Regions from separate parts of the Homo sapiens genome. Here all the other regions are linked to region 3. Evidence: chromatin loops called from intact Hi-C (ENCODE). Cell type or tissue: endothelial cell of umbilical vein. All regions are shown on one strand. Region 1 overlaps DPYD (dihydropyrimidine dehydrogenase). Region 2 overlaps DPYD (dihydropyrimidine dehydrogenase). Region 3 overlaps DPYD (dihydropyrimidine dehydrogenase). Region 4 overlaps DPYD (dihydropyrimidine dehydrogenase).

The links. Peaks named below come from ENCODE experiments on the same cell type or tissue, not always from the same donor. Only the 100,000 strongest peaks of a DNase experiment are listed, where the experiment ranks them.
Region 1: it touches region 3 in a loop (21-fold over the local background); 18 of 110 quality-filtered maps call a loop at or near these places.
Region 2: a loop joins it to region 3, with 4 times the contacts of the local background. A loop is called at or near these places in 10 of 110 quality-filtered maps.
Region 4: a loop joins it to region 3, with 6 times the contacts of the local background. A loop is called at or near these places in 7 of 110 quality-filtered maps.

What each region holds. Positions count from the first base shown.
Region 1 is chr1:97,240,153-97,248,152 of GRCh38, forward strand. The region is part of intron 18 of DPYD (dihydropyrimidine dehydrogenase); the gene reads right to left. All of the region lies in intron 1 of DPYD-AS1 (DPYD antisense RNA 1), which reads left to right. Among named protein-coding and RNA genes, the nearest start is that of DPYD-AS1, 150 kb to the left of the region's middle. In endothelial cell of umbilical vein, no CTCF peak of the experiment used is centred here; a DNase peak (open chromatin) is centred at 3,989.
Region 2 is chr1:97,134,442-97,142,441 of GRCh38, forward strand. The region is part of intron 20 of DPYD (dihydropyrimidine dehydrogenase); the gene reads right to left. The region is part of intron 1 of DPYD-AS1 (DPYD antisense RNA 1); the gene reads left to right. Among named protein-coding and RNA genes, the nearest start is that of DPYD-AS1, 43 kb to the left of the region's middle. RefSeq lists an enhancer at 3,829-3,958. In endothelial cell of umbilical vein, a CTCF peak has its summit at 3,997 (motif pointing right); a DNase peak (open chromatin) is centred at 3,930; H3K27ac peaks cover 567 bases.
Region 3 is chr1:97,816,726-97,824,725 of GRCh38, forward strand. The region is part of intron 3 of DPYD (dihydropyrimidine dehydrogenase); the gene reads right to left. Among named protein-coding and RNA genes, the nearest start is that of DPYD-AS2, 24 kb to the left of the region's middle. In endothelial cell of umbilical vein, a CTCF peak has its summit at 3,939 (motif pointing left); a DNase peak (open chromatin) is centred at 3,906.
Region 4 is chr1:97,189,859-97,197,858 of GRCh38, forward strand. DPYD (dihydropyrimidine dehydrogenase) reads right to left here. Exons shown (of 23, transcript NM_000110.4): 20 at 3,211-3,390. The region is part of intron 1 of DPYD-AS1 (DPYD antisense RNA 1); the gene reads left to right. Among named protein-coding and RNA genes, the nearest start is that of DPYD-AS1, 98 kb to the left of the region's middle. In endothelial cell of umbilical vein, no CTCF peak of the experiment used is centred here; a DNase peak (open chromatin) is centred at 3,233; H3K27ac peaks cover 1,416 bases.

The DNA of each region.
Region 1 (8,000 bases), 580 kb before region 3:
TCATTTAGCAGTGTCATAATGTTGATGAAGATTACTTTGACCCCAAAGGAAAAAAAGCCTCAAAAGGCTGACATCAATATATTTAAGATTTTTTTTTTTTGAGAAGCAAAATGTCCATGGATTTTAATTACAATATCTGAACTCAAGTTTATTGGTGAAAAGGAGGCAGAGATGTACTTCGCATGACTAAATCCTTGAAGAAAAAAGGAATTTTTAATGAGCAAGAGAGTGTGGAACATATGCTAAATAACTGGAATTTTGAATAATTGAGTTTAATTCTGTTTGTCTTTCTCCCCCTAATCATTTGACTCCTCTAGGACAGCGACTGTTACACAATTAATTGTTAGAACTAAGTCCACAATAAACTCCCTGATAATAGCTCTAGCTGGCAATAAAACAGAAATTGGGTTATAATACTCATTCGTGCTCACTGTGTATGCAAAAAGAAAATGTAGTTTTAATTTGCTTACATTAATTAAAATATAATGAATTAAGTGGATAACAAATTCATTAGAAATTGAACCTTGACTGTCTAATTGTTAACAGTTTTAACACCATCCAGAAGAAAAAAAATTAGTAAATCAAGAATTTCAAGGATTTAGGAGGTGAGAGATTGATTTTTATAACCTACATATAAATGAACCACCAACAAATTTATGCTTTACTAAAATTAAGTGTACAATGTTAATGAAGTTAATATACTAATAAATACATGGGACACACCTATTTAAAAATAACATCTTTACACATGGATTAGGGTCCTCTGAGAATATTTGCATAATTCAATCAGAAACTGAAGTACTAAAAGGATCTAGGGTTATATGTAGAGATGTGTAATTTAAAGAGAAGAAATGGAAAAAATAAAGTTGATTATTTGATGTTATTTTAGTTTTTTCAGAAAAGCTAAAAATTTCTTCTGAAAATGTTTTAATTTTAGTTGAATTTTTTATGTTTTCTCCAAGTCTTCCTATCTTCATAGCTATGTTTTTCTGCTTCATAATGCATTCAATATGTTCCTAGTGGATTCATATTAAATAACTCAGTACCTAGCATGTGTCAGGCATTTATTTTTACCAAGAGAATTAATAACATTCACCAAAGAGGGCCATTCTCCTTTCTGAAAGTGTCAGCTACTGTTACTGGAATGAGTAGGATCACTCATTCATAGAGTGATTTCCACGTGCAGACACTGAGGCAGGGGCTTCATGTACACTGTGTACTTTAACCCTTGTAACTCTGAAGCTAGGTGCTGTCCTCTCTATTTTGTACATAAAGGAAGAGAAGCTCAAGCTGAATAAATAACTTATCCAGTGTCACGTAGTTTAAAAAGGATGTAATACATTAAAAATAAAGTCTCTGCGACATGAAAGTTCCCATTTTCAGTTATTATTGAGAAGTGACAATGCAGCAATTACCAAAAGAACCATCTCTGGATTATTTTTGCCTAAGAAAACTAGTATCAGTACAGACTGATGCTATGAGAACACAGAGGAAGTCCAACCAATTAGGTGTAAGTCTCAAACCATTTGCTTTATACAATTGTAGCTTTGAGCAAGCTCCTCAACTTCCTAAAACATTGGTTTTCCCTAATTAAAAAACAAGGACATTAATACTAATAATATTCCAGGGAGTTTGGATGTATTAGATGATACAACTCATGGGAAAGACTTGGCACAGTGCCTAGCTTATAATGTGTATAAGCTAATATTAGTGTCAAAGCCAGAGAAAATTGATCAGAAAAATAAACATTCAGCTATAACACATATAAGGATAAACACTTAATTTTTAAGGGTTGTTAATATTCATTCCTAGATATAACATTTGGGGTTCCTTTTGTAACCCATATATTATTTCATTGGCTTCAAAATTATGAATATTCATAGCTTGAGTCTATGGTAGTAAATGTGTGTATCTGTGTGAATAAATCTTTATTAGATTTTTAAGTGTAATTTGCAACGTGTGTGTGCGTGTGTATATATATATATATATATATATATATATATATATATATATATATATCTTCTAAGTCTTTTTTGAAGAATCTGTTCCATTAGTGCTTAGACACAAAGTTACATATACAACAATGTTCCTGGAAGTATTACTTTCTATAGAAAAACCGTAGAAAACAATCTAAAGGATCATGAGTAGTTACTCTATTAAATAAATTATAGTTCACCAAGATATGATATTCCAGAAAACCTTTAAAATTGACACGCAAATAGCTCTAATTTATAATGTTAAGAGTTAATCACAAGTAGCAGAGCAATATATATGGTATGCTCCCATTGTTGGCAAAAAAGTATGTGATTACATTTAGTATGTGTGCATGTAAATGCATATAATGTTGAATTTCATACTGTTCACAGGTATCATCTCTGGGAAAGGGGGTGAGTCCTGCAGTAAAGGGATTGAAGACCTTTCAAGTTTATATATATATACTTTTTATTGTTGGATTCTTTTTGATAAAATGGTGTTATAATTTACTTCTGTAGTAAAAATATCTATTTTTATAATGTTCCTAAAATTCACCTTACGAGAATAAGCATCATCAGTATATATGATGTGACATTTTTATATATGAGTGATACATACAGTGATTCTATCCTCTGTACATTACAAAGAACATGTTTGGTTCTGTGTCCAATATTTTAGATAAAAGATCTACAAACACAACAGAGTGAATAGGATGATCTCTCTTGATCTGTCTTTCTCACACACATATCATATATATCTATATAGTGATTAAAAGAAATCCTATAAATGGTCATCAAATATTTGAAGGATAATCATGAAAAAAAGGGCTTATCCTATGTAGCAAATTGGAACGAACAATTCAGCATACACGATTGGTTTTATTATTCTTATTTTTATAATTAATTTATTGTAAATTCAGCAATGAAAGCAGCTACAATGGAACTTCCCTATTCCTTGAATCTTGATGGCTACTTGACAGCAAGATGCAACAGAAAGACTTCTCTGTACTACAGGAAATATTGGATTAGTTTTTCTCTTCCAATTCAAAATCTGGGGATACTATAACTTATTCTTGGTAGTTTAAGAGCAATTTTATATGCTCTATAGTTTTCCAACAGATACCAGTGATTAACTTAGAAAAGAAGCAAGTATGAGTTAACTTTTAAGATTAAATATGTTAAATATAAATGCTCCTCTTTTGAGTGCTTTCTAATTGACAGATAGTTTCCTATTTATTTTTGCATACATTGTGCTGGTCACATTACTATGAAATAGATATTTCTGTCTCTATTTTTATAGATGTGTAAACTGAGATTCAGCAGGGATAAATGCCACATCCTCAAGATCACTCTGTTAGAAAGTATGGGTCCAGTATTTGAATCCAGGCCTACCTGACTCCCAACACCATGCTCTTAACCACAATGCTATGCTGCTTCCTGATTTTAAGTGTCTGGATATAAATTAAGCTTTAGAAAGAAGAGTTAATAATAATAATTGTTATAATTAATAAAGATATATTATCCAGGTATGATAAAACCATAAAAATCAACATTATAGAAAAATAGACATTATATTAATTGTTGGATAAAAATTAAATTAGAAGTAGAATAGCTAGTAATTGTATAACTAGAGTAACCATATAGCCCAGTTTGCCCAAGAGAGTCCCAGTTTATTATACCTGTATTTATTTGTAATTACATAATGTAACAATAGCTATCTTCCTTTGGTCTAAAAGTATCCCAGTTCAGATGATAAATTATAAAATCATACTAGCTATAACTAAAGATAATTATGTCCAAGAATAATAGGACAAAGACAATTACAGAAGCAAAGTGAAATTTGTTTTAGAACCAAAACCAAATTTATGAGGAGCTTAGAAACTCACTATACTGTCCAAGACTCAAAAGATGGCATGAAGAGCTAAATGTCTTTAAATTTGTCACTAGAGAGAAAAATATATGGCATTTACTAGGCATAATTAGTCTATATGTATGTTCTTTCTATTTTCAACCTGTAGGTGGCCACCACAAGCTACACTTATTAAACAACTCATTAGTAGCATTTTCAATACTGTCATCTTCAGATAATTAGCAATTTATTTAAATAACCAATTTCTGTAGAAATAATTGCCATGAAATGCCCTGAACCTACTTTTTATAAACTATAATAAAAGTGTTAAGATAATCCCTGACATTTGCAAATGCCATTAGTTCACCTTTCCTTTTGATAGTGCTATGGCATTATGTTTAAACAATTACCCGACAACACAGCAGTTTAATGAAACAGTACAGTGAGCACATTCTTCAATATGGCCAGAGAGGACATTCAGATTTAGAAAGAAATCCAGTGCGCAGAGAGGTTTACCCAGAGGAAAAACACAGCTAAAAGAAAAAGAATTACTGAATTAAGGACATTATTGCTATTTCCAAGTTGGTTTAGTTTCCATGGTAGATGCCGTATCATATGTACTCTCTTTGGAAACAAGAAAGGAGAGTTTTACAAGTTGATTTATGTGATAGGCTGGTGTGAACTATAATCATATATATCTACGAATATGTATAATACCTTCATTGTATTATTTGCTCTAAAACCTTGATGCAGGAACAAGTAGTAAATTTTTCTTACTATCAACCTTAAATGTACTTTTACTTTAAAAATGGTGTGCACTTTCAAAGTAGAGTTATTGAGGAAACGCACAAATGGTTTTACATCGCAGCTAGTATTTATCATTTAAAATAGACCAGAGTTCTAACTCAGTTTCTTCCTTGCTATTCAGTTCCTTATACTACTAAGATCCATTGATGTGGGATTATACAGTGTGTCTTGGTTGCGAGTGGTAAAACTATTTGAAGCCTTTATAATTTTTAAGCTGGTGTCCACTTCATATGAAAAAATAAAATTAGAATTCAAAGCCAGTGGCAATATTATTTTTATGGTTAGACTGAAATAACTTGAGAACCTATTAAGTACCAGTTGCTCTGCTAAATTATTCACTCGTTATTTATATCCTCACGACATCATTACAAGTCACATATACATTATCTCCATTTTACAGACATGGAAATTCAGGCTCAAGGAATTAAATAGTATGTGCATGTAAGAAAGGCAGGGCCGTGTGGTTAGATAATGCATTACAACAATAAGACAATTAGTCTGCAATATCACCATAAAATTCACTGCCGGGTTTGAATGTGAGGACTTTTCTTTATTTCCAGATTAACACATGCCTCAATCTCTCCAAATAAGAGCTTCTGGCAATGCTTTTTGCCTACAATTTTAAAGGTTTACCTATAAGTATAAATAGAAGAACTATTTAAAAAAGACATATTTCCCCAGCCAAGAAATTATTCTCACCTATGACAGACTTAGTGGACTTGAAGTAATATTTCTCATGTGATTTTGCTTAAGGATGTCCAGAGCAAATGTTACACAGCATAAAAATCTCACCATTCTATGTGTTTTCAAAAATGATTATTTGAGTAGGAGAAGGAGGAAGATTATAATGACAATGATAATGCCGATGACCGGAGTTTCATTTTACTCTTGGGAGAATCCAGGATAACAAGTGGGCATTATTCTGAGAACATACAGAAAAATAAAAAAGAGGTTCCACATCCATTAGGATCCTATTACTTCTTCCTTTGGAAAATCACAATTTCTTTTCTCTCTGAAATCCTGTGCTCTGTTTACTCTGTGGGTGGTTCTATGGCCAGGGTGTCCATGGCAGCACTTGCTGTACTGTAAAACCATTCCTTTCACTCTCAGCAACACATTCTCTTTCACTTTACAAAGAATTACATGTGTTAATCTCTATGCTCTGTGATAAGGCTGTGTCCCTCAGAGTCTACTGAAACACAGGCTGTACAGCAGTTGATGGCGTTTTGTTCTCTTCTTTGGCCTGTACAACTCTCAAAGATGTGGTGTGGACAAGGACATCTCTACCTGGGCCCTTATCTGAACCCTCTGAATCAATGCTCACTCTAAAACTGACCAGGCACTTTGAAAAAGAGAGATCCTACTGTTTAGTTGCTCTATCAATTAGTTGACAATAACATTTCTTCCTAAATTTCAATAGGGTAAAAAATGAAAAATCATTTTCAGTCAAAATTATTTCTTGTACCCAGCACCATGGCTGTTGCTCAAAGGCAGCAGAAGAGATGTCTCTTCTCAGCAAGCTTATAAGGCTGGGTCAATGAGATAAAAAACATGGACAACCCATGTTCACATGCCCAATTTTGTGGGTCAGACAACAGACACTGCTGAAACTTAGAAGACAAGGAGAGCCAGGAAATCTGAGGTGGTCTAGGAAGGCTTTGAGGAAGATGCAGGACTTACTTCAGTTGGGCTCTTGAAAGATAAGTGGGTAGGTCTGGGGCTAAAAATTAGGATATTTCAAACTGTGGCAGAGTTTGGGAACAAGGTGAGAAAAATTTCAGATATAGTAATGAACAAATCATATTTATAAAACACGTTAACAGCAAAACTAAAGTAGCCTCTCAGGTTGGGAAATGGTATACAGTGCATTACATAGTGTAGGGATGTTGCCTCGTAGGCAGGAAAACAGCCTACCCCCAGCTCTCGCAGCTACCAATATCAATTTCTATATGGCATTTTACTTTTTAAAATGCATTAAAAAATATTGACCTAGTATAAGAATAAACAGGTTTAAATTTAAACAAAATATCAAGTAAGGGAAGTTCAAAGCTATTTATTGTTAATAAAAATAATATTCCTATTTTAATAGCAATTGTTAATTATTAATAAATTAATAAATATTGCTATTTACTGCCAATAAAAATATTTCTCAGGGGACACTAAAGAGAATCTGTACTCTTTATACATGTCCCTGTCTGCAGCCTTTCTAGAGATCATAAAGTTCTTTCTAGTCTGATGAAAAGTAATATTAGGATTTTTATCAAACAGAAGGGATAAGAACTACAACTAGAATAATATGATCCACTTTTTCATAATATAGAGAGCTTATATAATGGAAGAGAACAAGTGTTCCACTCCATTCAACCATTCAGTAACTATTGCCAGTAATGTGAATTATCATTTTCACAGATGCATCTATACTTTTAACAAACATCATAAATAGTGCAGGAATCTGTAGCATGTATTAAAAAGAGCATATGATCAAAAAACTAGGAAAGGAAAAAGAACTTAAGACTACATTATTTCAGACAAGATCTCCTAAAGTATTACCTAAAGGAACTGTAATACTACCCTAGAGCATGAGGATATGGAGCAATCTGGCAACCTCTCTTAACATACCACAAGTCAGCTACTTGCCAAAAATGGGAAGCTAGTTTCAAGCTGTGCATATCTGTGTGGCCCCTGAGACCCCTGATGTTTCAGGGCTTTGGACTACAAGCTGAGGATGTGCCTCAACCAAATGGATGATAAAAACTAGTAGTGATTTGTATAGCCACTGAGTAGGCATGAATTTCTAATGTATCTAATACAGAACCAAATAGAATAAAATAGAATAATCTATGTAAAGCAGGCAGCACAGTGACAAGCACATAGTAAATGCTTTAAAAATGCCATCACTACAGTTTCTAAAAATATAAAAGGATAATAATAGAACAATATGAGCAATGTCATACAATAAACTCAACAGTTGAAGTGAAATGCACAAATTCCATGCAAAACACAACTAACCAAAATTGAGACAACAAAAAACAGAAAGTCAAAATTAAAAATAGATCCATAACTATTGCACAAGTTGAATTCATAATAAAAAACATTTTCACAAAGCAAACTGCAAGCCCAGATGGCTTCGCTGGTAAATTCTATTAAACTAAAGGAAGGAATAATACCGATCTTACACAAACTCTTGTAGAAGATAGAGGAAGAATGAGCCAATCTCAACTCATTTTATAAAGCCAGTATAATCTTGATATTGAAACCTGACAAATAAACTAAAGGAAAATAAAATTATAGACCAATATCCATAGACTCAAATATCTGTATTAAATAAATTCAGCAATATATAAAAGGTGTAAAGCATCATGATCAAATAC
Region 2 (8,000 bases), 680 kb before region 3:
GGCAAATTATATACCACCTTTGTATGCTACTTTCCTCATACGTGACAGGATGGTAATAATAGTCATGATTTCTTGCAGTTGTGATAAGAATTAAATGAATTGAATTAACATTTATGCCATTTTACCAAGTTTGGGGAGGAAGAGGAGGAAACGTGTCAACAAAGGCTTCCTTAAAGAGGGTGACCATTTGGTTAAATCTTAAAATATCAGTAGATTTTCACTATTTGAATGTTCTATTTTGACACGACTTTCTGAAGTTGGTGGTGGCCCAGTTAGCAGAGAATTTTTACTACATACTTTTAAAGGTTCAGCGCAGCTCTGCAGGGCCACGTGAGATGTTGCTTCTTATTAGTAGCCCTCGGCATAATGATGAAGTAAGTTAACGTTGCCTTTGACACTTAACCTCCTCTCAGTGAAACCAAGGTATGGATTTGAAAGTACCTCAGTGTTGGGAGTTTAAATAGAAAAAGATCTGATAAAATAATTTACGCAAAGGTGAACAGTACCTAGTGGGTTACTCTTTCCAGGTGGGGTCTTATATATATATATTTTTTTTATTTAAAAAGTGTTTTGGAGATAATTGATATTTTAAAAAATCAGCCTAAAAGACAGCTTAATCCACCATTTTTCTGAGTTTCCCTAAGCATTAAGTTTGGTCACCAAGAAGCAACGTTCTTAGATTTTATTAGCTTAGGTTCACTCGAGCATACTTCTTTTGAGTTGATTTAGCTAATCCTTAGCTTTCACTAAAAATTGATATGGTATAGGTATTTGAAAGACACTTTTGTATTTTTCACAAAACCCCGGCTATAGGCATTGTACAGTAAATTATTAAGTGTTCATTAAATATGGATCCATGTAACAAAATTTTCCCAATATTTACTGCCAGGAGCAAAGTGTTGTCTCTTAAGACAAACCTAGACATCCCCTTTTATCAGACCATGAGAGCTATAAAACTCATGAATTTCTTTAGTTTCTTGGCTACCAATAAGTTTACAGCAAAACATGATGTCCTGTTTTAATAATATAGCTTATCTTTTGTTTCCCATACAAGCACTTCTTGCTTTCTAAATAATTTCTGCTGTGTCTTAAATTTTAAAAATTTTATTACCTTTAATGTTTTAAATTGGTAAACTACTTTAAAAGACATGTAGGAACATGAGTGGAATAGTTGTTGCCTGTGTTCCTCATTTGACCCTTACTAAATATTAATTTTTAAAAAATAGTGTCTTTTTTCTTTCCAAGTAGATTTCAAGGTTTTATGGTAGAACAGGATTTCTTGTTTTCTATCCTCTATACTCACCCCACATGGGTACTCAATAGCTAAATTGATTGATTGATAGCTGTCTTTTAAAAGCAGATGTCTAGACAGGATTTTTAATGATGGACCTTGTTAAAAAATGATGGACTAATAGTGGAAATACTAGGCTGAGAGAGTGTTTCTGTTATTTTTCAAAATTCCTCTACAATGGACTATGGCCATTTTCTGCATGCAAGGAAGAACACAGCCAGGATCACCGTTCTTTAAATCAGAAAGGACTTTGATAGAGTCCAGTTCCCTCAGTTCAAATGAGGAAACCAAGGCCCGAGGAGTTACTATCATTCCCAGAAGTAGCGAGCTGAGTCAATATAACGTTAAGACTGAAATTTAGGCCTCCCTGTTGCCAGTCTGATGTTGTTTGATGCCAATCCATTTATTCACTTTCTGCTTCCACACAAGAATGACTTGCATAATTTTAAAGGTTGGAAATCCAGCATGATCCTAAATCAGAGTCTCCATTCATAAAACTCTAAGCTTTAAAAATGCTAGGAATCATTACACAAATAAAATCCTGAGCACTCATTGTGCTATGCTTTGTGCTAAACATGTTTCTTTTTTCCATATAGTCTTCGCAATCACCCTATGAGGTCAGTACTGTTATTATTCCTGTTTTAAAGACGAGAAAATGAGAGGCATGTCTCATGTTTAGCACTGGGATTCAGTGGCACTCTCCTACACTGTGTGGACTGCCTCGCGAATCCAGTCATGTATACACATGTGTGTGTTTTTCCTTTTGGACACGTAATGAGATTTTTTTTCCCATGCCAGACTGGGGTATCTTAGTATCTCTCTCATGGAATTCTCAATTCCTACCCACCTAGGTTTTTCCCTGGAAACTTCCTGCCATCAAAGCAGGAATGATATTTAGTGCTTCAGTATTAGAAGGTCACAAATTGTGCTGGAATCCAAGGGAGAATCACGTATTTGGATGAATCACGAACGAATAGTCTGAACTTCCCCAAAAACACTGTCAGTAAAAATAAGGTGCTGCCATTAAATGACACCTTTAAAGAAGGCAAGAACGCAAATTTATGACAAGAAGAAAGAACTTCTGAGCCAAAATCAGCTAGATCTTTTTTGTTTTTTTCAATGCCATCCTTGACACTGGTAAAGAGTAGTCAGCTAGGTATTTGTCGACTAGAAAGAATCGTTAAAATGGACAACTAAAACCATCATATTTACAAGTGACACAAATCAGAAATTGTTGGCTAACAAATCTCCTTATTCCATCACTGTGATATTTGCTAAAGCTGACCACCTATTAATTTTTCCAGTGGAGCCTAAGGATATAGCAAATGCCAAGTAAATAGTTCAATCTGAACCAGGTTTATTGTTCATCGGCTGGTGCTGTGGTACTGTGCCGTGCTTGTGTCTTTTGTTGCTGTGGAACAGCAGGCCTTCCGGGAATGCTAAGAATACAGTGTCTTCCCAGAGCTGATTACACCAGACACGGGCCTCAATGATGCATGGACCAGCTAACACAGTGCCACACAACCCCACAATGCTTTCAGCATATTCAGTCATCTGCCTCGGAGAGACTGAAAATATTACTATTGATTTGGCTTGGTGTTTAATGTGGTTGTTAAATTTTAAATCCCTGTACAATGACCAATACTTTGGGTAGTAATGTAATTCTTCCAGGTTTATCATCTCTCTTGAAACCTGACTATTTAGTACATTGTGTAGCATTAAATTTCAGACAGGGGAATAGGTTTTAATAACACAAACACTTAATAAAATAACTTTCCATGAGCTTTCTCATAATGGTATTAACAGGGAAAGACAATTTCTCTCATTGCGCTTCTCTGCAGACATTCTGTCGGCTCTGTATCTCCATCAGTTTTTTCATAATGTGCTCTTGGCACACTTACTTTAATATTGCTGGTTTGAGAGCACTGTCTTTTTTATCCTTGTCACTAAATGTGATATTTTGAGCACTCAAGATGCGCTGCAAGCAGGCCTAAAGTATTTATATTGAAACTACAATGGCAAAGCATGTAGGATGATCTACCTCTCTGAAATGAGCCTTTAGGAAACAACTTCATCTTGGGAACATCTCTGGCTACACAATTGTAAAAATGGGCTGATAATTAAAGTACCAGGGAACACTCCTTCCATATTCACTGTTTATAAGCAGAGTGGTCTTGGTGGGTGCACACCTTAACATAAAGGAAGTAATACTTACATCTTGCTTTTGTCACACCGAGGCTGATATCTCCACTAAGTACACATCCCTAATCCAAGACGTTAGCAAACATATCTCTTATCAGCAGTACGGCTTTCACAGGCTTTTTTCAGTGTCCACCAACCACTTTCCATTCTGGATAAAGGATGTTAGCTAGGTAAGAGGATAAGCACAGTTGTAATCTGGATATTCAAGCTGACCTAATGGTAGATGCTGGATGCACACTGAACCTGGCCTGGCGGAAACCTGTTTCTATATGAGAATGGCATGTGGAAACAGGGACAGATGGTGGGGTCAGTAATAAAGAACTTGTTTGTTGTTGCTGATTGGAGGCCATTTCTTCTGCCAGCATGACTCCACAGATTTATCCTGGCATTGGTGACCAAGGGGAGACAAACAATGTTGTTCAACAAGCATTCTGAAAGCTACCATATGGCCAGAAGGAAATCTCTGGAGAATACTAGGATGTGCTGTGTTGTGCTACACTGTGGTAGTATTGCTCTTAAGCAGTAGGGGGCATGGTGAGTTCATCCGGTTAGAAGTATAAATAGAAGTAACTGAAAACAGCAGGAAATATAATCCGGTGAGCTTGCGAGCTGGTGAGCAGTTGTGTTGTGGGCTGCTTTTAAGATTATTTGCTTAATAAACTGCATTAGTTTCATTCTTTTGCATTTTTCTCGCAAAAAATGTTCATAAAGGTTGGGTTCTAGGGTGACAAAGTGTTGGGAAATTTTGTTGATTTAAAAAACATAAATATGAACTAATAAGAGAGAAGAATTCATGTTAGTCTAGAAGCTTAGTTAATTGGGAGTCTCTAGAGGAGTCACTCAAGATAGTGTTTGCTAATTAAGGCAATGCATTTTCCAGGGATTTGGAGAAGGAAGAGCTCTCCTCTGGCTTTCTGTCTGCTTATGAGTTACTGTGCAGCACCAGTGACGAGCTTTCACTGATTCCAGTCACATGACTGACTTGGGTAGATGTATTCCACCCTCATAACAAAGGCTTGTGGGTAGTAAATATTACCTATCAAATAAAACACCAAGGTAATTCCAGTTAACTCTTTTCAGGAATTCTAAAATTTTGTCATTGAGTTTGGTCCTTTCGAAAAAGAAGTCTGCCAGAATTGGATATTTCTTTTTTAAGTTTTTGGATTAGTAAATCTTATCCAAAATGTAAATTAATTTCCTATAATAGCTCCAAATTAAGAATTCTACAATTCTGTTGATCCTATTCTGATCGATGCCAGATTCGGTTCATCGGTGATGAACAAGTCAGTCATGGTGCCTCAGATTCCTTCCATCTCATTTCTGATGCTGTAGCTGGATTTCTCTAATTATAATTGGATCACGCCAGTGGGATTTTTAGAAAACTGCAAAGTGTTTTTTGTTCTTCTGAGAAACAAGTTATAAAAATAAAAAAAAATTTATGTATTCTGAAAATGGCTTCACAAGATGAATCTTTTAAAGAAAAATCAAAACATTATGAAAAACCTAATAACACTCATAAGTTTAGATATGCAAAAGAAAATGAAACAGTATTAAACCCCAAGACTGGGTTCTATTCATGGATTTAAAAAATCTTGGACCTGTCTTTACAAAACTTGAGTTTAACCAACTGAAGTATCATTACATCCTTGGTTTTAAACGTCATTACCACACTACCAGATATTTCTAGACTGAAAAGATTTTTTATGTTTACGAACAACAGATTAAAGGCAAAGGCAGCATTATTGTAATAGGATGTCATAAGATGTTTCTCAGTCTTAGATGAGGCCCCAACTATGAAAGGAATGTTGGCAAATCTCCTTCTTTCTAAAGGTGGATCAGGCAGGACTTGGTGAGATGTGATTCAAATTTACTCTGTAGGTCTGGGATCTTTCCCTGTCACCCATAGCTCTAAGGAGAGGCAGAGAAGACACTGGAGAAAAGATTATGTATTGATAGCCCAGAAAAAGTGCTGTAATTTTCTCTGCTCTCTCCTGTAGAATGTTCTGTTTCCGCTACCTCAAGCCAAGTGACAGAAGACACTCTAAATACAATCAAGAGTGGGGTACTTGCCCAAAGAGGCAACTGACATTTTTTTTTTTTTTTACTCTGGGCTACCTATTTGCTACTTGGAAAAAATCTGCCTTTATGGGACACTTGCTGACTGTAGTGATACCAGTCTTAGCAACCTGAACATGGACATGCCCCTGGGTGCTTGGGTGGGTAGCTGTGGAGGGTTAAAGTAAGGAGGCTGGTGTCTGACTACTGCTGAGAAAGGCCTGTATGTCAGAGGTTGGTTGTGAGGGTTCCCTGATAGTAGGGCCAGTAGAGGTGTTTGCTTATGATGACAGAGACAGGAGTTTTTTTTGGGGACACTCTGGAAAGCTGCTGCAATATAACTACATTGAAAGCCCTGCCAAGGAGAGGTAATCCCAGTAGAAAGAGACTTCAGGGGTGAAATGCCGAAGCATAGGAAATCATAATGGGCAGAGCAGAAGGTATCACCAGGGAGACAGAATGGGAGGCTCTGAAGATCCCACAGAGGTATCCTTTAAGAAAAAGAGTTGGCACCTGCCCTGATTGCATCAATATCACAACCATGCCATAAGAGCACTACACAATCATCTTTTAGCCTCATATGCTTCATCCTTTCCCAGCACAATGGAGGAATCACAGGTGACATGGAGAAGTGGAGAAGAAGGATGGGAGAGGGAGGCAGAAGATAATCACAGACGACCTAAGCATCCGGCCTTTTCTCTACTGATGCTATAGGGCCTAGTGCAGGTTAAAGCAGAGATTGTTTAAATAAGAGGAGAGCCACAAGTTTCCTGGCTGGACTCTTTATTATCTGAGGGTGTTCTAATGTCTGGAAGTGATCAGAAAAACTCTGGGATTTTATCCATAGCCAAGAAGAGGAGCTTAGTGGGTTTTAAGAGAATAAAGATGTTTCTGGCTTGTTTTGAAAGTGCAGCTCATTTGGTACACTATAATACTGTTTTTTCCCAATAATCAAGTAATTAATTTTTGTGTGATGACATGAAGCCAAATGTAAGTGTGAGCTGAGTGGATCATACGTCTAATAGATCTGTAAACATGAGGAGGTAGGGAAAGTTCACTTCTGAGTACATATCACATCTGCAAACCTTGTCATAGTGATCCAAAATGGAATGGGAAGTACTGAAGATGTATAGTGATCTCGCTTCATGTAGGATTGTGCTTGCATTTTCTAACACAGTCCCTGGCATATAATGGAAGCTTAATAAGTGTATGCCAGACCGAACTGGGAAGCTGGGAAGACCAAGCGAGGCACGAGGTGCATAGAAGGTGACTAACAGGTTCTTGAATTAGAAGGGAACTAAGTTAGAGCATGAGCATGGCCACTATTCCTCTACTCTACCTTACTTACCTCCCTGACTTTGTCTCTTATTACTCCCCCTATCTACTCTACTCCAGACACCCTACTCTTGGCTGATCCTTAAGGCTTTTTTACTCGCTATTCCTTCTGCCTGGAAATCTCTTCTCACAGACATCCACGAGGCTTATTTCTCATTTCCTTCACATTTTGCTCATATGAGACTTTCTCTAAAAGGTCCATACTCACTGCTGTCTAACCTTTAAAATGCAACCTGTCTCCTGACTTCCATACTTTTGAGCTCCCTTGCCTTCTCCACCCTTCCTGTTTACATAGCCCTTATCACCGAATATACTATCATTTATTATCTTTACTGTTTGTTCATTTTTATCTCTTTTACTTAAATATAAGTTCTACAAGGGTAGGTTCCTTTTTTAAATGGATAAATCCCAAGTGTCTAGAACAGTGGCTGACACATGGTAGGAATTTCAGTCATCTTAGCTGAATGAATGGATGGCAATAGATGCCCAGAGGCCTCTGTGTCGTGTTAACTGGATTCCATTTGAGGCATTACAGAACCCTCCGGGGTCAGGGGAGGAGTTACTGACTCCTTTGCCAAGTAGCCGCAGTACATATCCACAGCCTCCTACCAAAATCAGCATTCTGGGTATTCTAGAACCACACACGAAAACTGCTTAGGAACTCTCAAATCAAGTAGCAGGTCAAAGAACTCCTTTGATTGACTCTTTGTTAGGCTGTTTGGAGTAGGATGTACTAATTAGATTTGGAAGCACTCAAGGTTTATACTTTGAGCTTTATCCCCATAGAATGCAGAGAGAATAGAAATGTAAACCCTAGTAAAAATTAAAATAAATTAACAGAATCAATCTAGATAGTTCTTCAAGTCAACTTGCACTCAAAGAGTATTGGGCCTTTTATGGTGCAAATAATCATATTGTACATTAGGGATAAGTAAATCTATCTTCAGTTAGACTTTGGCAAGCATTTCTGCTTTTAAATGTGAAAAGCCAACTTGAAAATTCTGACAAATATATTTTATAGAAAACTTCATGTAACATTAGAAAAGAAAAAGAAACTAGTTTCCTTCATATGGTTCTACTACACATATAGAATTATAAATACATGCGAATCTCTCTT
Region 3 (8,000 bases):
TCATGTTTGTTGCATATTGGTGATTTCACAAGCTAGATTGTCTGTTTAATTCCTAATCACACTAATTACTTGAAAGAGTAATCCAGGAAATGTGACTTATTCAATTTCAAAGAACAGCCTAGAAATTAGTAGATAGGGCACCTCAGTAATGTTATATAGTCATGTTCATTGATAAAATTGGAAGGACTTCATAGTATTTGTATTAATCTATCAGAGAAAATCACAAATTCTTAATATATTTCTCCAAACATTATTTGAAATTTCTTCTAATGGACTTAAGTCATGTTTGCTCTCAACCAGGGGTCTGCAAACTACAACACAAGGGCTAAATCCAGATGGCTGCCTGTCTTTATAAATAAAATTTTATTGGAACACAGCCACATCAACACAGCCACACCTATGCATTCACATATGGTCTACAGATGCCTTTGTACAACATCAGCACAATTGAATAGTTGTGACAGAAATTATGTAGCCCAGAAAGCTAAAAATACATGCTATCTGGCCTTTTACAATAAAATGTTTCCTTACTTCTACTCGATTTTCAAAAGAGGCAACACATTTTTTAAAAACAACTTGTCAGAATGGGAGACTTTTTTCCCCAAAATAAAATAAACACAAATACCTTCAATGGAAGGTATTTAGTACACATCATAATAACCTGTAGAAATGCTGGATAAGAAATTGTATTAATTATCTTCTAAATGGAACAAGCTGATATATGAGAAATGAGAAATATTATAACTAAATGTCAATGTCTATCTTCCAGAAGAGATGACTTACAAAAAAACATAGGGCCAGCTATTTTATTATAGTATATTGTGACATATATACCAAATAATTAGAACGAGTAATAAAAAATGCCAACGTGCTTATAAACAATATTATCTGTAAATCTATTCTATTAGTCTTCTTTAGTTGTAGAAAATGACAAATATAATTACAAAATACTTATTCAAAACATGTAAACCACTAATTTTCCACTTGTAAAAGCCTGATTCAAAAAGCAATTTACTTTAAGGTTTACTTAAGCTTTGCAACTACATTAAAATATGATAGTATATACACAACAGCTTGTTAACAAGATTATCATAACATTAAAATCATAATGTGGCACTTCAATTATGGATACTTAAAATTAAAGCTAATCCTCACAGTACCAATTTTTATCTCCTAAATAATTTTAGCTATTAGCTGCTCATTCAAAGTCTGTATCTAAAATGATAAGCATTCTAGAGTAACGACTTAGCTCTGCACTTTTCTTTGGTAGCAAAACAAAAGCTGCATCCCTTCTTTCCTAGTCCTTAATATACAATCTTTTGATACTAAGGGGAAAATGCAGTTTTTTCCTGACCTTGCTTGGCTCAGAGCTTCTTACTCATGTTGCTGTTGCCAATGCTGTTGTTTCAAACAGATACATTCTGTATATCAATGGTACATATTTCTTTTCTGGTTTTATCTTTCCAAAAATATCAAACTATCACTTGCAATATTAATTTGATATTTTCTGCAAATACTATGTTTGAACAAATGTCACCTAGTACCTACTAGGCACCAGGTGGAACAAACCAATGCTTAGATTAATGAGTATTATAATGTATTTCATAAATAAATAATTAATAACAATTAATTGTGTTAGCCTATTAACTGATTTCATTTTTTCTACTGTTTCACCAGATTTGTACTTGATAATTATGTAATCAATATTTCTCACCTTTGAATTCTAATTCAAGTTTAAAGTGAAGGAAAAGATTCTAAATTGAAAGAATTCTGTATTTATAAATGACAGTTAATAACAAATCCATAAATAATCCAGAAGCATTGTTGCCGACCATATGGTTGATTTTACTAAACACTGGTAACAGCTAATATAATTGTTTTCTTCTATTTCCCCAATTAAATTATATTTGGGCCATTTGAGCAGTGAGATTGGAAACTGAGTGTCAAATCTTGCTTTCACTCACTCCTAAAGTGAATGAATGGAAGTAATATTCCTAATTTACATGGCAAACAGATAATACCAAATGTGTGTATCCGTGTGTGTGCATGTGTATATATGTGTATAAAGACATATACACACATTCATATTACAAAATGTACATGAAACTAATTATATAAATTACCAAATGTGTGTATCCATGTGTGTGCCTGTGTATATAGGTGTATAAAGACATATACATACATTCATATTACTCAAGGTACACGAAATTAATCACATACATTACAAAAATTACATAAGACTAATTACATATATTTTCTGACCTGTATTTCAATGATATTTATTAGGGCAGGTGCATGATTATGTAAAGTAATCATGCACTTTTGTCTTTTGATTTCAAAAAAATCTGAAAGTACTCATCCTGATTGACTTCCTCATGTGTTAGGTGGCATAAACCAAATCAAAGAACCTGCTCTGGACATGGTGAAATATGTGTTTTTCTGTAATAGAAATGATAAAGATAACATGTTCTCTGTGCATAGAAGACAAGAGAATACTCTTCTCTGCTGATTTGGGGAGTAGGGCTTTCAGGAGGTTCCTGCTGATCTATTTAGTGATAGAAAACTTGGAAAAACATAATTAAGATAGAATTTTAGAAATGATTAAAATAGAAAAGAGTTGAAACATTGCTTCTGAATCCAATCTCACTGCTCAAACTTTTCAAGTAGTTAAAATATACCCTTATACATGGGCATTTCTGATTATAAAGGAATTTGTTTTTCAACACTTTGAAAATTAAAAAAAAGTTACAAACGTTAAATCATGTATTACTACTTCCATCATTACATAACATTTTCAGAATGTTTAAAAAATTATTTACTTTCCATACTATTAAACAACCTGCTAATTTCACTGGAAGTATTTTGTTAATACTTTCTCATTTTATTTATTTTATATTCTTCTTCAATGCCACTTTGATTTTTCCCTCATAGCTTTATATTTACTTTGTAAACTACTTAATCAATTTGCTAATCTCAAATACTTAGCATGCCTTGTCCTTCCACTCTTCCATTTTTAACTATTTTAAAAGAATTCCATAAAATTTCCTTAAATCTTTGTAATCCTAATGAATACACCTGAAAGGCAAGGGAAGTCCAAACTCCAAATGCTGTCACAGTGCAAGTTTTCCTTGACTGCAAAGAGGAGATTTTATAGAGAAATATATCCATACATATACACACATGTAATATCTATATAATACATACCACATATAGAAATATGCATACACATGCACACACACAAATCTCTAAGAATAAGATAAAGTAGAATAATGGCCATATTATTATCTTTAAATCTTATTCAGAGGAACAAAATTACTCGGTTCATGGTTTACTAATCACAGCTTCCTCGGAGTCATGGTTCATGTAGAAGTATCAGTTAAAGTATCAGTGTAATTCAACCATTATATTTAGCAACAGATGCAATATTAACATAACCCAAATCATAAACAGCTAAAATAATACCTAGGTTCCAGTAGTAACACAACCCTTAGGTCAGATGGTAGTCAACACCAGTACTACTGAATACTAACAGAGGAGTGAAATTAAAGACATACATTAGGCTAATACACACAGACGGGACATACCTGAAAAGCTGAAAAACTACCTCTTTTAAATGTCTTGGTATCTCTTTTCGGACCTCAGCCTTTCAATAAAAAGTTAGATTGCTATTTATATTGCTTCCACCTCTAAAAGTCCTTGAGTTGAAGGTAAAGAAACAATGACATTAAAGCAATTTTAACCTTTTGACTCAAATAATATTTAGAAATGTTAGACCTCTTAAAAGCTACTTTCCAAGTTTACATGGCTATACTTTTATATTTAACTCTGTATAAATGGCTGTTTATGATGCACCTACAAATAGTATACACACACCAGTAAAAAAGCCAGCACAGATAAACTGTGCAACTCAACATCACCATCTAGTGACAAAATTCTTAACACGTGATAAAGCCAAGCGAAAAAGAATACATTTCAGAGACATTCTGTACTGGTAGTTCATCTTTATAGTACTAATGTAAATATAACAGATCTCACTGAATAGACTTCGCTCTGCAAATAAAACAATGCCTAATGGCAATGTTGGCACTCCAAAAATAATTTGTATTCTTGCCATAGAGATATACTCATAAATCTATTAACAATCTATATTTTATGTGTATTAAGAAATACACTGTAAAAAACTCCCAATAGTATTTTTATTTTTTTTATTAATGAGTATATTCTATATGTACCTCTTCTTTTTCAGAATCTGACGTCACCTTTTCTCAAGTTATTCAATTCAAGTACCTTCCAATTGCATATATCTATTACCCATAGCCCTCTACTGCCTGTGAGACTGAAAAGGGACAAAAAGACAACACATTGGAGGCCGAGGAGGGCAGATCACCTGAGGTCAGGAGTTCGAGAGCAGCCTTACCAACATGGTGAAGCCCCATCTCTAATAAAAATACACAAATTAGCCAGGCATGGTGGCACATGCCTGTAATCCCAGCTACTTGGGAGGCTGAGGCAGGAGAATCTCTTCAACCTGGGAGGCGGAAGTTGCAGTGAGCCGAGACCGCAACAATGCACTCCAGCCTGGACAACAAGACTGAAACTCCACCTCAAAAAAAAAAAAAAAAAAATACAACACAATGTTAAAAGTGGCCCCATCCTTCCCTTTACTGTTCAGGATTTATCACAGGGGCTAAAATAGGTACAGAATATGATAGTAAAGAAATCAAATCCCTTTGGCATGATTACAGAGTTGAATCAACCAAGATAAAGAAAGAATATGATGAAAAGAAGTTGAGAATTTTACCTCTAAATTCATTATCATACTATAAACCAGAGATTTGACCTAGAGATGATGCACTTTTTTCCTGTCCTTAAAATGCTTTTTCTTTGATTATCATTTTCAGAAATGCTGTATAAGATTTCCACACCCATGGCACTACAATAGACTATGTAGAAGTTGGACAAGATATACAGCTTCTAGTATTCTATATGCTAAGACTGCAGTGAACTTCTCCATTGAATTCCATTATTTATACATTACACATGTAATTCTTGTAAGCACATACAACATTAAAAGGAAAAATGTATACAAACATTATATTTTATATCTTATTTTTATTAATTTTCATAAATTACAAAGCATTCTCTCCTCTATATCCTAGTTCCTCATATAAATCCTAGGAGATTTTAAATCCCATTTTACAAAAAAGTAAGAGTAAAATAATTAATTTACCTAAAATTACAGTTGGAGTCTCAAATCTGATTCTTACTATTGATTCCAGTATTTATTTCATATTTTTAGTTTTCTCCATTTTTCCTTCACTGTTTTTCTAATTATTCATAATATATTCCCATTACAGAAAATATAGAATGGAAAAGCATACGCCTCAAAAAATTATCTTTACGCCAACCAGCCAGATGTAATAGCCACATTTCATTCCTATTTTTTCTCTGCATTTTTTATATTCAGTTGAGATAATATTCTACAAGCAATTTTGTTTCTCTCTCTCTCTCTATATATATATACACACACACAGATTTATTTTAAATATATGTAAATCTGTGTATATATCTGTAAATATAAATATATTATATATCTGTATATATACACAGATTTTATATACTTTATAAATTTATAAATATTGTAAAATTCTAAATATGAATATATAAATAATATATATTTATATGTAATATATACATTTATATATATTTATGTTATATACATATAATTGCCTTGTCTATTGTCTTAATGGTAGACAATTAGTTCCTGTAAAATTTGTTCAGGGTTATATTCCATAATTTGAGTATCACATTCATATTATGCATAATTTCTATGGCTTCTGCATAATATATTCCTAGAAGGTAAATTAATACAAAAAAAAGTATGTTTGTTTTAAGTCTCTTAATACTTAGTGACACAATCCTTTCCTTAAATGCAGCAGTAATTTTCAATCCTCTGAGAATGTGAGAATGGCTGTCTCACCATTCCATCTCTAGCCATCTGTGAGAATGGCTGTCTCGCTATTCCATCTCTAGCACTCAAAAACTTCCCACCAAACTGCATTAGCAGCAATAAGCAAGAGATTGGTGTATTTTTTGTGAAATTTACACTTTTTGTTTGCCATTAGAGTTGAATATTTCCAAGGGTTACTTAATCATAGTTTGCCAATTATCTACTGAGTTCCCAATTTTTAAAATCTGTCATACATATGGCAATATAGTACATTGATGTCTTTTAATTTTGTGATTGTCCCCATTTGCATAAGTTTTTTAAAATAAGTTTGTTTTTAATTGGCACATAATAGTTGCACATATTTATTGGATACAGTGTGATGTTTCAATACATATTAGATTGTGTAATGATCAAATCAAGGTAATTAGCATATCTATTACCTCAAACACTTGTCTTTTTTTGTTTGTTTGTTTTGTTTTTTGTTTTTTGTTTTTTTTGAGACGGAGTCTCACTCTGTCACCCAGGCTGAAGGGCAGTGGCGTGATCTCTGCTGACTTCAAGCTCCACCTCCCCGGTTCATGCCATTCTCCTGCCTCAGCCTCCAAAATAGCTGGGACTACAGGCCCCCGCCACCATACCCGGCTAATTTTTTGCATATTTAGTAGAGACGGGGTTTCACCGTGTTAGCCAGGATAGTCTCCATCTCCTGTGACAACACTCCAAATTTTCTCACGTTATTTTAAAGTATACAATATATTACTGTTGACTATAGTCACCTTACTGTGCTATAGAACACCAACCTCTCCCCATTTCCACTCCACACTACTCTCCCAAGCTTCTGGTAACCACTATTCTACTCTCTACTTCTATGAGATGAACGTCTTTAAATTCCACATAAAAGTGAGATCATGCAGTGTTTGCCCTTCTGTGATTAGCTTATTTCACTTAACATTAACATTTTCTAGGTTGATCCATTTTCTTGCAAATGACGGAAGCTTTTTTTTTTATTATTGGAATCAAAGCTTAGTGATTTCTTCACCTACTTGTTAGCGTATCATCTCTTCCCCCATCTCAATCTCAAAAGTCACTTCTATATTCCACTGGACTTTGACTGTTTCATTTATTTCCCTTAGCTCTTTAAAAATGCATGAAATTTCCTTTGGGCCATGTGAAGTGAGACTACAAAGTCTTTTTTTTTTTTTTTTTTTTTTTGTCCAAACAGCAAAAACAAACAAGTAAACAAACAAACAAAAAAAACCTTTTATACCATTTACTGGGTGATTGAACATGTCCTGAACTACTTGGGGTACTTCATCATATAATAACTTCATCAGATCTTTATAGTATCTATTATCAATTACAGACACTATTTGTTTTAAATAACACGCAGAAGAACTTAAGAATTTCCATCTTCATTTTGAATACAATCACATTAAAAGATGTCAAATTCTTAGGGAGGTTTTGTTGTTAATTCTGTTGGGCTTTCTAGGTATAAATTATGTCTTTATAAAATAAGAGCTACCTTGTCTCCTCTATATCAAATTATACTTTTTAGTTTTGGTTTTACATCTATTACCAGGTTATGGATCTACCTTTTACTATTAGTTTTCTAAGAAAGTAAGTGTATCTATGTGTGATGTGTGTGAACATGGTTTAGCTTCACTCTGGCCTCTCCATTGTTGAGAACTCTGTTAAGTGAGAGGCAGTCAAGTGTCATATTAGCAACACAAAAACTTCCCTTTAGGGCAGCACAGAACAAACCACAGCCACTAACCACATATAAGTATTTAAATTTAAATTAATAAAAATTAAGTAAAATTAAACATTCGGTTCTTCAGTTACACTCATCGCATTTCAGGTACTCAGTGGCCATATGTGGCTGAGGGCTCTCACACTAAATGGCACAGATGGAGAACATTTCTCTCATCACAGAAAGGTCTGGGCAGCATTGGTCTAGATGTCTCTAAGAGCCACAGAAAAACGGCCAGGAATTCCATTCCCCTGTCCTTTTCTTCTTAGGCACATTATATTTCAGTCTAGTCTTACTCTG
Region 4 (8,000 bases), 630 kb before region 3:
TGATGTTCTCTGAGAGGAATAAAGATTATAGCAAGTCTCACATCAGTTCAGGCCAGGTTTTCTGCTGAATGAATTATGTAAAACCATTTGGTTTCAGTATGTTTTGGATTTCAGAATTGTTAATGAGGGATTATGGAACTGTATTGTAATTATTTTCATTGTACAGTTTTATAAAAAGGTTTACAGAGATTAAGTAACTTGCCCAAGTTGTCTAGCTAACAAGGAAGCTTCACATAAATCCAGCAGTCTTACTATTTGCTAATAACTGCTGTCCTACATGCAGTTTCTTCATTGGGTATTTCCAACCTCTGGCCATTTGGAACCTAATGTGATGCTTCTCTGGCATTCCTCTCCTGCCTCTTTTATTTCACTTCTTTTTCAGCTCAAAATTATTTATTGTTTACTTTCTCCATCAAGAGAAGCTTGTGTTCTGCTCATTGCTGACTTCTCAATCTCTCACTGTTCTATTGCTATTCTCTTTTTTGTCCCTTTTGGCAATGCAGATTTTTGGATCCCTCCATGAGAATTATGATGTTAAAATGCAGATTCTCAACACACCTCTTACCCACTGACTCAGGATCAATGCTAGTGGGGCCTGGGAACCTACATTTCTCACAAGCATGCTGCATGGTTTTTAAGCACCAAGAGTTTGACATCAACAGCTCTGTGTTGTGCCAAAGCTGATGACTGTTCTTCTCAGGAATTTGCTCTTCTTGCAGGCACAGATTTTAATGGCTTGCACAGTAAGTGTACTAACACCCAACTACCTGCCCTTCAACAGCCACCTGAAGAAATGCTGGTTAGGCAGTTTGATCAGTTAATAAGTAAGGTAAGCATAAGGAAAGTATATTAATATGCTAATTACTTGAAAGATAACATGACATACTTGGCCAAATCCTTGTTTCCATAGCCCAAGTCTCATTTTCTCTCCATTGTCAAACACTGCACTGTAATGGGTTTCTTCTAAATATCTATTCTGGTTTATTCTAGCCTGACCTATGAGTGAATATCAGAGTAGCCATTGTACTTTCCAAACAAAATTTTCCTGTGTAAAGAAGCCAGATACTTCTAGAGTGTCTTTCTACAAAGGGTCTACATTTTCTCTCATCTTCCTATAGTATGCGGACACTGTGAGGACCAGCATACTATTCTTTGGCTAATGATAGGACAATGTGAGTTATATGCAAAGACACACACACACATACACACACATACACACGTACATACAAACACACACACACACAAAAGCAGCAGCAACATTAAGAAAGAATGATTAGTTTGCTGAGAATGATGCACATGTACCCTAGAACTTAAAGTATAATAAAAAATATAAACATAATAAAAAGAAAAATAAAAAAATTATAGGACCAAAAAAAAGAACGATTAGGAAATCACCTGTACCCTAGATCCAGAGTACTTTGATTCACTACTGGGGATATAAATCTAAAGGGATAATCACCTATTGTTTTAGTCATGTCAGCCTGCACAGGAGAATCCAGAAGCACAAATCTATTACCAGACCATCTGCTTATTCCTCAAGTTAGTGTTGAGAAATGAATCACTAATATAATCACATAGAAAAATCTTCCTTTTTTTAAACGAATGATAATGCTGAAAATTACACTTACGATTTTGATGAAAGCTGAGCTTAACAAAATAAAGTCTGAATCTTGATTCAAACTATTACCAAATCAGTTTCCATTTATGTCATTGACACAAGTTGTCTTCATCATTACCCATCTTTTATTTGAATATGTAAGTTTTGAAACGAGTGTGAAAATCCTTTAAAGACAAAACATGACAGTGCAATGCAGCTACTTCCATTTCCGCTCACATGGCAACCACCCAAATTTGAGACAATGATTTTATAGATGGTCATAAACTATCATGTCAGAGACAATTTCCTTGAGATATTTACATCGAATGATTGTAAAGTCATTTGTGAATTTTTTTTAGTTATAAGCAACCTTAGGATATTGATAGTCATTGATAAAGGCAAGAACACTCACTGTCTAAATACTGCAGAGTCAGTTTATGATAATATGATTAGTTACACTAATAATGCTGCTTAGGCATTATCTTGCTAATTACAATATTATAAATATTAATGTCACAGTCTTTCTGTTTGATTGCCACTCATGGAGTCATTCATCATGACATTTTCCTGGAACCCACATTGTAAGATTTTATTTCTTTCCTCCTTTTCTTTTTTCATTACTGGACTTGCAACCATACACATTACTCTTGAAGAAGGGTTTTTTTTGGCTATCTATTAGGAGAGGGACAGTGATATTTTCTACTAAAACTAGCCAAATATAAGTCAATTATATGATGTTTCTCTTATTCTTTCTGAGTCCCTAACCCAGTCATCCAAGGCAGAGTACCCAGGGCTTTTGTTTTCCATTCTTTTTCATGTGACCTGCTTCAAGTTAAGATTCATTTGAATTATTAAATGCTTCCTTAAAGAATCTTTTTATACTGCCTCTCTTTTTTTTAAAGTTAATTATTGATGTAGTGACAAGCTGAAAAGACTAAGAATTATAATTTTTTCCTCCCCTCATTGAGGGCTCAAGAAATGTCTTCTGACAATGGTTATCTATTTAGAATAATACAAAGGAAATACAAAGGCAAAATGCTGAATGTTGTTTTAGCAGTGTTGCTAAAATCACTGTATTATAGAAAACGTAAATGTAGTGTATATTTCTTGGAAAATAGCAGTTAGTGAGAAAGCTGGGACCATAACCGTTTGAGACCGGGTTTAACCACACAGCAGAAGCAGTTACAAAAGATACTGATTAGATTTTAATTTTAAAAACTTCCTTATATTATTCAAGACTACAGTGATTTGATTGTCTTGAAAATAGAAAGGTAATGTTATAATTTCCAGAAAGCATAAAGAAATCTCCAGACTCCCACTGGGAAGAATGCCAGTCATCACCACAGTAAGCAAGAATTTGGAGGCACTTTACACTGCAAACATCGGTCTTTTCCTTTTATATAATCTTGTGTTGTATTGGTTTATAAAAAGGTAACTCACAGACCCATCATATGGCTGTAATCAAGTCTCCTTCAGAAAGAGTCCACTGAAGAAATCACATCCAGGAGGCACTGTGTTTCCTTTGTTAGTGAGAATGTGAGATGGTAAATAAGATCTGAAATAGAAACCAAGGCTGAGTTCTCAAGAATAACACAGGAGATTTAAGCACATACCTTGTCCATGAGTTCAGCTATACGTGGAACTGGTTTCCCTTTCTGGTGACTCACAGTAGCTGGACTCTGTCCATCCCAGTCTTGTAGTTCTTCAATGCTTTTCAGATAAAGCAGGGCTTTGAGGCCAGTGCAGTAGTCTTCGATCACAGTGAAATCCTGATTCTGAATGGCACTGCATACCTAGAAAAGACAGAGCAGTCAACCAAGTGTCAAACCAAGAGATAATTCTCCAAACAAATTCACTTTTCTTTGAGTCAACAAATATTTATTTTATGTGCCAGGCACTGTTTGAGGCATGATGGATCAGTAGCCGTCTGGAGATGGGGGTGGTGGGGAGGAATGGACTGCAAAGAACACAAGGAAATTTCCAGGGACAATGAACATTTTTCATAAACTTGCAATGGTAATGGTGTCACAGGTATATACATGTTCCAAAACTTATTAAGTTGTATAGTTTAAATAGCTACAGTTTATTATATGTCAGGCTTAAGGAGTCGAATTTGGCACAACATAATAAAGGACATTTAAATTCTCATTGTCACTCTATTGGGATGTGCTGCCTGCAGGCAGTTCTCACGTCTGAAAGTGGTCAAACTGAGGTTGGAGTGCTGTTTATTACGTTAACTCAACCATCACTTACCCCTGCCTCTGTCTCCCTCCTCATCTGCTATTGTTCTCCTTGTTGTCAACTATGATCCAGTTACCCAGGTCTTTCCTTTCTTCCTCAAAAAAAATGCCATAGTCTTTCTTTGCCTTAGGATCTTTTCACAAGACCTTCTCACTGGCTAGAAGGCCTTTCTTTTCCACACATGGCTAACTACCAACCATTCCTCAGGCTCATGGTAAATGTCCCTTCTTCAAGGAGGCTTCCAGGAGCCCAGAATAGGTTATGGCCTTCTTTTAATCAGACATTTTTAACTTCTAATTATTGCATTATTATTTAGTTGACAACTCACTTCCCAATTAGACCAAAGTTTCAGAAGGGAAGAACTGCATTTATTTTGGTCACTATATTATCTGCAGTGACTAGGACACTGTTTGTCTGTTAGTCTGCTCTCCACAAATATAAGATGAATGAATAATGATGATATGGTTTGGCTGTGTCCCCACACAAATCTCATCTTGAATTGTAGTTCCCATAATCCCCACGTGCAGTAGGAGGGACCTGGTGGGGGTAACTGAATCATGGGGATGGTTATCTCCATGCTGTTCTCGTGATGATGAGTGAGCTCTCACACAATCTGATGGTTTTATAAGGGGCTTTTCCCCTTTTCCTTTGCACTTCTCCTTCCTACCACCATGTGATGAAGGATATGCCTGCTTCCCCTTCTGCCATGATTGTAAGTTTCCCGAGGCCTCCCCCAGAAATGTTGAACTGTGAGTCAATCAAACCTCTTTCCTTTATAAATTACCCAGTCTCAGGTATATCTTTTTATTTATTTATTTATTTATTTATTTTTGGAGTCTCACCCTGTCACCAGGCTGGAGTGCAGCAGCGCGATCTCGGCTCACTGTGACCTCCACCTCCCGGGTTCAAGCAATTCTCCTGCCTCTGCCTCTCGAGTAGCTGGGACTACAGGGACACACCACCATGTCCAGCTAATTTTTGTATTTTTAGTAGGAACGGGGTTTCACCATGCTGGCTAGGATGGCCTCAATCTCTTGACTTTGTGATCCACCCGCCTCAGCCTCCCAAAGTGCTGGGATTACAGGCGTGACCCACTGTGCCCGGCCTCAGGTATATCTTTATTAGCAGCATGAGAATGGACTATTACAAAAGATTAAAAAGAAAAGAGAACTAAAATAAAAAATTCTGGAGTTAAGGAAGTTTGAATCAGAGAAATTAAAGTTCTTCCACTAAAAAAACCCTGGGGATTCTGTGAGTGTGGCTGGGATTTGAGTTAAAGCTTGAAGAATGTGGATTTAGATACTGCTTCTAGGTTGCTTATTTCCAAAGATATCCCTCCAATTTTGATATCACATGTAGACTCCAGAGAGTCATTTACAACTTCCTGTAGAACCTCTTCACCAACATGGCCCAACATTACATCAAATTCAAAATTTACAACATGAATTCAACATACTTCCCAATTTATATTTCAACTTCAAACAATGAAACAACCATTAAAACAAAACTGAGCAAAGAAAAACTCATTTCTATCCTGTTTTCCCAGATGTTGAATACCTAGTATATCAGGGTGTCTGGCAATGGCAGCCAACAAAGAAAAATCATGTCATGCATGAATGAAAAAGAAAATGAAGGAAATGCCTGAAAACAGAATAATAAGATTCTATTTCAAAGACTCTTAAAGCCTTTTGGGTCTTTGATTAAATACATTTTATTGTAAGCCTCGTGCCTAGCATGCTACCTGATACCTCATTGTTGCTAGGTTGGTTGAGAGAATTTATTGAAAACATACTAGGAGGTTCCAGAATGGGGAATGGGATAAGGAGAGAGAGAGAGAGAGAGAGAGAGAGAGAGAGAGAGAGACAGAACTCTCATATATATATATATATATATATATATGTGTGTGTGTGTATATATATGTATGTGTATATGTATGTGTATATATATATATATATATATATATATATATATATATATATATATATATATATATGCCTAGGAGTTCTCAGCAAGCAGTGGTAGTGATTCCATGATGTGTACCTAAAAAAATGCCAGGTGTGAAATTCTGGGAATGCTAGCACTTAAAAGGAAGGCTAAGGAAGATGATCGTGAGGGACACCGAGCAGAAGAGATCCAAGAGAGTTAAGTCAGGCGCTGCAGAAAGGTCAGGAATATCAGAGCTGGAAGCGATGACTGGATGTAACACTCGGCAATATACCGGATAACATTTGCCTTTATAGGAGAGATCTGCAATGGAGTAGATGCCGGTTTTTTTGGTAGGTTGAGGAATGGATGAGGGATGATGAACTAAAGATATGCAGCCAGGTCACATTTCTAAGAAGTTTGGCTCCTGTAAGAGGAAGAGGCGAGCTGGGGTTATAGGTTATAGGGTTTTGCATTTTGCTTTTTACTTTTATTTTTGAGACAGAGTCTTGCTCTGTCACCCAGGCTGGAGTGCAGTGGCACAATCATAGCTCAGTGTAGCCTCAACCTCCTGAGCTCAAGCAATCCTCTCACCTCAGCTTCCCAAGTAGCTAGGACTACAGGCACACACCACCATGCTTGGGTAATTGTTTTTGGTATTTATTTATTTATTTTTTTATTTATTCTTATAGAGATGAGGTTTTGCCATATTGCTCAAACTCCTGAGCTCAAGCAATCCGCCCACCTGGCCTCCCACAAATGCTGGGATTACAGGCATGGACCACCATGCTTGGCCTGCATTTTATTTTTTTAAAGAATGAAAATAATTATGTTTTAAGGAGATACAGTTATTTTACATTTCAGAATAGGACAGACTGATTTCTGTGTATGAGATTTCTGTCAAAATTGGCTGAATGATTATGCGATGAGAATAAAACAATGCAATATCTAACATGATGCGGGCTCTTCTTAGGGGCCAGGCACTTTGTTAGCACTTTTAAATATATTATCTTCTTTAGTCCTCAAGATAACCCTAAAAGATAGGTTTAATTTTCAGCCCCATTTTACAGGTGAGGAAAGTGAGTCTTAGGAAAGTTAAATGACTTGCTCCAGGCCCCATGGTTAGAAAGTGGTGGCACCAGAATTCCTGGCCATACAATAGAATATGACCTAGATATAGACATTAACAGAGGAAAAACTTTTAATATAACTACAAATACTTTCCTACAACTATTGCATGGACCAAATGCATACGTTTTTAAAAATTTAATCAAGTTATCTTCAACTGAAATATAGCTCTGGTTTTGAAAAAATCCACACTTTTAGACAAAAATTGTCAATGTTTTCAATTTACCTTCTTACTTGTACAGTATGAGTAAGAATAGTAACAAGCCAAAACCAAAAAGCAGAAACAAAAACCCCTTCATTTTCTATTCTGAAGTGCTGCATGTTAGTACAATGTAGAAAAGAGTATAGAATAACTACTAAATATGAACAAGAACATTTTCTAGGAAGCCCATTTACATCAGATTAAAAAAATCTGTTTCTCAGGAGGAACAATTTGAACATTAATTAGGCCTGTTATAACCTTCTTAGAGTTGGTGGTGTTTTTTTCTCACAACAATTATAAGGAACATCATTATCATTTCCTCCACAGGGGTATTTTTTTTCTTTTGACTATAAAAGTCAACTGATGCTTTACTTAATCCTCTTTGCTCACTCTGAGATTCTATTTTTTTGTAGTATATGCTTATGGGTATACTTTACTATAGTCTTAAAATAGTTCACCATGTGAACATAAGAAATCAGATTTTGAAAATCACATAATGTCATGTACTTTATGGGATTTTCATGATTATTGTAAAATCCTGCTGCTAAAATGAATCTAGAAATACACTGCAAGGGATGAACAGTAAAGTATAATCTAAATCATCCCTGATGTTTCCAGGAAGAAGATACAAAAGCTATGAGTTATCTCAATCCTCAAACATGGCACAATTTGTATACAGTAGACTCAGACAAGGAGTGGAGTGATCAGAATGTAGACTTGGGATCTTTTAACTGTAGAAGAACATGGTAGGTCCCAAGGCTAAGAAAACTTCCTCTTTCCCACCCACTTCTAGACTCTTTATCATACAGGGTTGGTGTTTCACATAATTGGGAGCTATACTGAGAATGTGAACTGAACACAAAACCTTAAGAGGAAGGAGAGACTACAAGATACTTACTGAGCAAGACT